2 separate regions of the Homo sapiens genome follow, and region 1 is linked to region 2. The links are chromatin contacts, found by Hi-C or POLR2A ChIA-PET in ENCODE. All regions are on one chromosome and are shown on one strand. The core of a region is the stretch at or near the end of the contact, and the rest is flanking DNA. Distances in the headings are between cores, read along the strand shown.

Evidence for each region. Hi-C counts contacts between places; a loop is a spot of excess contacts on that map. ChIA-PET counts read pairs that join two places held with the same protein, here RNA polymerase II (POLR2A). Pooled maps may share reads with other maps.
Region 1: a map of GM12878 shows a loop between it and region 2 (2.1-fold over the local background). The contact joins the enhancer-like site here to the promoter of FOXCUT in region 2. A Hi-C loop is called at or near these places in 8 of 168 maps with a recorded cell type or tissue (Calu3, GM12878, IMR-90 and 5 more), 2 of 37 single-sample maps with no recorded cell type and 9 of 50 pooled maps. POLR2A ChIA-PET finds 5 or more read pairs at or near these places in 5 of 52 experiments (BJ, HEK293T, PC-9 and 2 more).

The regions. Positions count from the first base shown.
Region 1 is chr6:1,768,464-1,772,242 of GRCh38, reverse strand. The region is part of intron 7 of GMDS (GDP-mannose 4,6-dehydratase); the gene reads left to right. Among named protein-coding and RNA genes, the nearest start is that of FOXC1, 160 kb to the right of the region's middle. Within about 2 kb of position 1,707, at least 4 of the 41 ENCODE cell types and tissues checked have a DNase peak (open chromatin) inside an H3K27ac peak, as active enhancers do; they include GM12878, PC-3 and endothelial cell of umbilical vein, where a contact is called at or near this core.
Region 2 is chr6:1,603,934-1,607,834 of GRCh38, reverse strand. It overlaps FOXCUT (FOXC1 upstream transcript), which reads right to left and starts at 2,304. Exons shown (of 2, transcript NR_125804.1): 1 at 2,036-2,304; 2 at 477-1,819. RefSeq lists enhancers at 1-385, 743-1,243, 1,244-1,744 and silencers at 3,046-3,115, 3,166-3,585.

The sequences.
Region 1 (3,779 bases), core at 458-2,957, 170 kb before region 2:
GGGGTTAAAAAAGAGAGAGCTCATGCATTGGATTTTGATTATGGTCTTCAATTCATTGTCTCCTTCTTCATTTTCCTTGTAACAGTAACTGAAAATAGCATGAGATTTTGGAGATTACAAAAGGGCAGTGTATACTTGGACACATTATTGTACTGTTTTCATAAATATCATTCTTCTAGTCCCTGTAAGCCCAGACCTCAGTAAGGCTACAGGTTTCCGCTCACAGGGCTGTTCTTTCTATTGCTGTTGGAAATTACACAAAAACCTTCTTTGCCTGCTCTTCCTTTTCTTTCTTAGACTCTAAAGTTTCTCCTGAGACTGATTGCCTCCTAGATATATGTTCGTGTTTCTCAGATAGCTCTTCTCTTCTTCCCCTTCTTGGATTTTTACAGTATTCATAGAGCTGAGCTTAAGCATCATACTGTACCAATAGATGCTGATAACGTAGGATGCTTTTCTGGCTGGACATATCAGATATTGTCAAACTCCAGCTTTCAGTTGGACCACTTCTTATTTCTGCACTGTGTGACTTTGACAGATCAGCGAACATCTCACAGGTTACAGTAAGATTTGCACAAAACTCAGAAATGTGTCATGAGGAACAAATGACATCTGCATGAAGGTGTTTTGCAAAACAGACAGTGCTGTGTAGCTGTAGGATGCATGCATCCAATTTACTCAGAGGAAATGGCATCATCAGTGCACACTATTGTAGCCACCATTGTATTGACTCACTACTATTTGCTTGGCACCGTTCCAGGCACTTCACACTCCTTTTCTTGTGCATTTTGTTTGGGCCTGCAAAGGAGGCATTGTTATCATAATTTTACAGCGGAGGTGACTTGCCAGCGTCACAGTCATTAAGTAGCAGAGCTGGGATTCAAACCAGAGTGTGTCTGAGGCCCAGGCCTTCCTCATGGTTTCTTTCAGCATCCTAAGTTAGGTTGAAGAGAGTGAGGAGGAAGAGAAGACAAAGAAACCCCCAGCACAGCCATCCTCAGTGGGATGCATCTGGAACTGAATATGATTTGTTTGACTGTCTGGAAGCTGACACGCTCCAGATTAATCACACTTTCAGGCTTAGATGGCTTCACTCCAAAAGAATATTGATATTTTAACACCAGGGAGGGGCTATTTTAGCATATTCTGTGTAAGAAATAAGTGACTATGCCTTATAAACATTTCACTTATTTAATTTATTTAATTTTAGTTTGTTTATATATCCTATGAAGACATGAATAGCTCATTATTTTACATATATCAAAAATATCTGGGACTGCCTGAAAATGGAAATTAAATAACACTTTTCATAAACTCACAGTCAGAGCTCCATGCTGCAATGGCAAATGCCTCTTCAATTATTACCTTGGCAGTTTTCTTTCTTATTGGATCATCATTTTAAAATACCTTTTCAGAACAGTTGACTGGATGCTTTTGGTATGCAGACTCCTGATTAAGTGATCTTCTATCCTCATTAAGAAGACCCTTTTGGATGTTTCTGACTAATCTTCTGCCATCTCACTTTCACTTTCCTGGTATAAATTTTTGGTTTACTACTCAGTGGTTGGCTCTCAAAACAGGAAAGCAAGTTTGACTTCATAAAACCAACAGCTAACACTTGCACAGTGGTTTACCACTTACAAAGCAAGTACTGTTCACTCTCATTGTCTCACTCCCCACACCGTGGGGTCATGGCAGGGACTCCAAATCACCAAGGAGGAAACGGCCATCCCAGAGGCGCTCTGCAGCAGCCGCGTTGATGGTGTCTGTGGCTTCACCCTATGTGTGCTCCACGGTCAGATTCTCCGCTGCCACAACAAGATTCGATAGTTCCTTGTGTCCCACACAGCTTTACGTACAGTGCCTTACGCGTGGTCTTCAGTAAACACATGCAAAATTGAAGCATCAGTGAGTGAAAGATCACTGGAAATTGTGGCTTTCTCTCTGAAAATCCAAATTTCCTAACCTAGGGTCTAAAACTGTCTGTGAATTTCCTCAAGTCGTAGGTAAAAATGTGTTCGTGTGTTGGCTCACACATGTGTGCAGTTCTCAGGGAAGAAGATATCCTCATTTTTCATCAGATTCTCAAAGGAGTCCATGACTCAAGTAAAGTTAATAATAAGTGCTTTTAAAAATTAAACAGAGAACCCCAAAATGTTGTAAGATTTTAGTTAGCATTCATAACAAAAGATATCAATCATTAGAAAGTTACATTTAGGCTGGGTGCGGTGGCTCACACCTGTAATCCCAGCACTCGGGGAGGCCGAGGCGGGTGGTCACTTAGAGTCAGGAGTTTGGGACCAGCCTGGCCAATATGGCAAAACCCCATCTCCTCTAAAAATACAAAAATTAGCCAGGCCTGGTGGTCCACGCCCATAATCCCAGCTACTTGGAAGGCTGAGGCACGAGAATCACTTGAACCTGGGAGGTGGAGGTTGCAGTGAGCAGAGATCACGCATTTTTTGGTTGTGGAGATCACGCCACTGCACTCCAGCCTGGGTGACAGTGCAAGACTCCGTCTCAAAAAAAAAAATAAAAAATAAAAAACATTTAAACTCTGTGTTACCTAAAGGATATCAAAATTTTGTGTCTGTGCTAATTGATGTTGGTTTGTTAGAGCTTTAAACTATTGAGGTCGAAGCTTGGGCTTCAGTCTTCCTCCTGGCCAATTAATAGCCTCGTTAAGTGGCTGAGGATTTCACTGAGTCCTGCCAGTCCCCTTGAAAATGCCCATGAGGGGTTAGCAAAAGGGAAGGCAGGGAATTACAGAATGCCAATCAATTCCATCCCTGTGCTTCCTGGGTTGTTTGTGTTTTCATAGCTTCAGTGTGAATATAACTTGGATTTTAGCTGAGAAGTAGCTTGACACAGGTTAAAGTGTCATTTTCTTTATTTCCTCCAGCTTTGAGAGAATTTGTTACCCCAGTATTGGACATTCCAGAATTCTGTTTACTCACAAGTTAGACTGCATACCTTCTGTTACACTGGTTGCTTCTGGGAGAAGGATCCGCTTCCTCTTTATCTCCGTAAACCCAGTTCTATTAGTGTCAGTTATTGTCGTGAAGCTTGAGTGAAAGTCGATCACACAGAATCACCAAGTCAAAATAAAGGACTTTTCTAGGAACGAATTACATCAGTAGATAACCTAACTTAAATTATAATATACTAGTGAATAATTTTTTATCACTGAGTACTTTTCTCTCTGTAGAATATAGTATAATCAGACAGAGTAAGCTGTTATTTCCTCTCCTGGGCATATTATTCTGTATCTTTTATCTCTTACAATATTGAAGGAATATTAAAAGGAACTCAAAATGAATAAGCACACAAAAAATGAGAAATATAAGCATAACTCTTTTAGTCTGTAAAATGTCAGTAGTTAAATAGGAGTTGTGAAGTGCCAGTTTTTACAAATTATGAATATTCAAAAGATACAAAAACATGTTTAAATCAAAGCAAAATATATAGATTGAGTATTCCTTATCTGAAATGCTTGGGAACAGAAATGTTTTGGGTTTTGGAGTATCTGCATTATACTTACTGGTCGAACATCCCAAATCCAAAAACAGAAATGCTCCAATGAGCATGTCCTTTGGACGTTAAGTCAGCACTCAAAAAGTTCAGATTTTGGAACATTTCAGATTTCAGATTTTTGGATTGGGGTACTCAACCTGTATATTATGTGACAGTGACTAACAAGAAACATTTATTCATGAAGGAATGAGTAAACGTAGTACCTCCTTGGTTGAAGCAGGAGTTCTAAGGTATGTACCCAAGTT
Region 2 (3,901 bases), core at 1,055-3,554:
GAGATGAACGCAGCGATTACGGATGCTTTGTTTTCCGAATGCGGGAAACGCCTTCGGCCCCGAGTTTTGCAACAGGCAATGGTGCCCCGCTGCCCCCTCCCCCACCAGCCTGTCGCCTCCTGCTCTTCCCTGCCTCCTCCCTCCATCGGCCCAGTGAAGTGTAAACAGCTTGTTATGTAAATTGCAAATCGACCTGCAGCGGTGTTCTCAGCTCTCCGTTTTGGGTATAAAAGTCGCCGTTGTGAAATTAGTGTCTGGCGTGCGAGAAAAAATGGAGGGACGTAGTTTTATCAAGATCAACTTTCCACTGGTTTAGCTCTGGATATTCGCCAGGAAAAGATATTTGCATTTGTGTTTTATAAACTTACTCGGAAGCAAGCCTCCAGTAAGCGGCTTGATTGTATTTCAAGCACTTTTCTTATTTCATTTTTGTTGTTAGTGGTGTTATTTGAACATTAAGACGCAGGCATGAAGTCTTTTGGGGAACAGGTTAAAGCTTTTATTTTCAGGTTACAGTTTTTGATGCCCCTTTCTGCTACTCCACGGGGTACTTCAATCATCCGCTTCCGCACATCTCTTGACTCATTTGGCAGAAGAGCCCCCACGGGAACCCTTCGGCTTCTTTTCTGACACCTCACGTACTTGCAGCCTGAAGGCCCCGCAGGCGACAGCGGTAATGGATGTTTGGTGGAACCCTCCCTGGGCCCACACTCCGCCCCTCCCCAGCAGGCCGGGCAACAATTCCCAGGGCCCACCGAGGGGTGCTTAGCTCGGAGGAGGGGGAGTGACGTCACAGCGATGTTCAAAACAAGGCCTCCCCTGGCCCCACCATAGAAAAGCACCAGGAAGGGGAATGTGGCGAGCACTCCAGGAAATGCTCGGATTGGGGACCAGGTGACACTGTAGGAATGTGTGTGCTGGGGGATGGGATGGTGTCCTAAATATGGGTCACCAGGAGCCAGAAGGAGCTCTCTTTTTTCTTTTTCTTTTTCAAGTAAAGCAGAGGAGGTGGAGATTGGGATGGGGGCAGTCCGGAAAAATCACTCCCTAGGGGTGTGAGCTTAGCTCGTGTTGTGCGGATTGTCCCCGTCACAGCCCAATCACCTCTGTGGTGTGCCTAGACGCCCTCTCCCTTACCTCCCCGCTTTCTGGCTTCTCCATCCTCTGGGCTCTGGGTTCAGCCCTGAAAGCCGAACTGTGGGCTGCAGTGGGGAGGCGAGGGCAGGTAGAAACCAGCTTCAGGGGGGGCTCCACCTGGCCCAGGAGCTGGGGGACAACAGAAAAGGCAGGCTTAGGGCATGAGGGAAGGCGCTTCTCCTGCTGCACTGGGGCAGTGATTCCTGGGGGCTCTGCACACACAGGAGGGAGGCTGCAAGTCCACAGCTGCTTTAGCATCTTTCCCTTTGCTGGGGCAGACAGAGTGGAAGATTAAGGCAATTAACCCCAGAGGGCCACTAGAAAACTGTCCACTAGGCTGCCATCACAGACCACTGGAGCAAGGTCCGCTTGGGGATGTCTTTGAGCTTTTTAGATTACTTAGATAATTGTCTTAGTTCTCCATTCGGCCTCCTTTGCTTAGACCAGAATCCCAGGGGTAGGGGAGGATATCCTTGCATCAATGCCCGGCATTCGTTTTCAAACCACCAGGCCGGCAGGCAACGTTAGTCATCGGTGCGACTTTTCAGCGGAGGAAGGAGTGGGGACCGAACATCTGGGTGGCCGCGACCTTGGGCAGATACTCCTTAGCTGGGGGATTTTCAAGTAGAGGATTTGTCAGCACAGTCCCTCCAATTCAGCCCCGTCCTTAGTAGAAAAATTTCTACAATAAACGAAAAGAGCGTTTGGTTTTCGATTGTTTTAAAGACAAAGTGATCCATATTGCCTGTCTACATGGTTGGATTAATCCGATAGTTGCCCTCCTGGGGGCAGACCTCCACGGGAAGTTTGTGTGATGGGATAATTTAATGTCATCTAAGTCCCCTGGAGGGGCGGTTCCCCTAACTACTCACCCAGGAGAAAGCCAGCCAACACCTACCTGATCGTTCCCGCCTCGGGATGGCCCACCTATCGCCCCTTGGCAGGAAAGCCCCCGCCTCGAAGGGCGTTTCGGGGGCTCAGAGCCGAGCTAAGCTGCAAGAGGGGGCCATGGGGAATGCGGGAAGTGAATCTTTAACTTTGGTGCCCGGCTTCAAAAGACTCAGGGCTTCTTGTGTTCAGGCAGAGGTAAATGGAGATTCAAACTGTCGTCTTGCATTAACAATCCGGAATAAAAATAAAATTCGTAAAGGGATAGATGATCGGAAAGAACAAATGGTGCATGTGTGCGCGAACGAGCCCCAGTTTCTCTCCATCCAGGTCCCCAGCGGACTCAGAGCGGCCGCCGCACTCCACGGCCTGGGAGGACAGAGGCCCCGCAGCCTCCCAACCTCGGCTCATGTGGGGGGCGCGCCGCGCAGGGTGGGCGAGTCCCCAGGCCCCAGAGTCTGCCGGAGCCAGGGTGCGCGGTGCGGCGGGAGCCGGCCGTCGGAGGACTGCAGGGCGAAAGCGCCTTCCTGGGGCTGGAGCAGAAGGCGTGTGCCCCTGCACGGACGCGCCTTGGCTGTGGGTGTGGGAAGAAAGGCTTTGCCCCGTGAGACAGACCCACAGACAGCCCCGGAGCCGCCGGCGGGGTGAGGTGGGCTGCAACCTTGCAGGTGGCTGGCTGTTCCCAGGTCTCCGGCCCGGCGCCGCAGCGGACCCAGGCGCCGGGGCCGCAGCCAGCCTTCCTTCCGAGTGCTCCCTTCGCGGAACCCTGCGCCCTGGGACCTTCCTTCCGACGTCCCTCACCCCGGCCGGGGAGTGGCACCAACGCGGACGCACCGCCGGGCCTCCTGCGGGTAAGGCGCGGTCGGCCCCCAGCTCTGAGCCTTCTGGGCAGGAGCCCCGGGGGCCTGGGCCGGGGCCGGTGTTTGCACCTCTCAGGACAGGGACAAGGCCGACACCCGGCTCGGTGCAGCCGGCCTCCCCCGAGGACCTGAGGGCCGACGCCTCCGGGAACCGCTGGTCCTCGCGAGTGGGTCGGCGCCTGGCAGCGCGCGCCGGTGACCTGGTGGTCCGTCTGCTCCCAGGCCGCCCCTCACAGGCTTCCCGCCGCTTCCCCGCGAGCGTCAGCAGAAAAAGGGACGATGTGGAAGCCCGGAGGCCCCTTGGCCGACCCAGGCTGGGGCTCTCAGGCTGGGGGCACCTCACCCCGGCAGGTCCCGCGCCTCGGGAACCCGGGGCCAGGCAGCCGTCCTGGGCGCCCGCACCGCGCACTGCGCGTGCTACGAGCGCCCCCTGCCGTCGGAGGCGTTGTCTCCGCGGCGCCTCTGCCCGCGCCGGGCTCCAAGGGCCGGCTCCGCCTGTCCCCGCACAGCGTCCCCTGGGAACCGGGTCTCCAGAGAAGGAGGCCTGGGGAAGACCGCGCCGCCCGCGTGGGACCCCGCAGGGCCTGGCACCTGGTTTTCTAGGCTGCAACTCTCATCCCTCAGGGTCCGGGCGGGAACAGCCCCATCGGGGAGACCCTCTCAGACTTCCAGGCACAGACCACGGACGCTTTTGTTCCTGGAGTGGAGGGAGGTGACCCGAGACTGGGGCTTTCAGCCACCGCTACGCATTCCTTCCAGGCGGCCCTTTTAATTGACGTACACGTTACAGAAAAAGCAAGGCCGCTCCATCCAGTGAATTACATTGTGGGAGATGCCAAGGAATGTATTTACTGGCAGCCAGGTTTGCCAATAAAAGTTGCAAATAAAGACTGCTGGTTTCCAGGAAAATGTACTTCTGTTTTTTAAACACTCCTTAGTCTTAATTACCAAAAACTGAGCCTCCAAAGAACCGGTTTCGAGAACAGGACCAGTGAGTGGCGGTGCTGGCGAGGCCT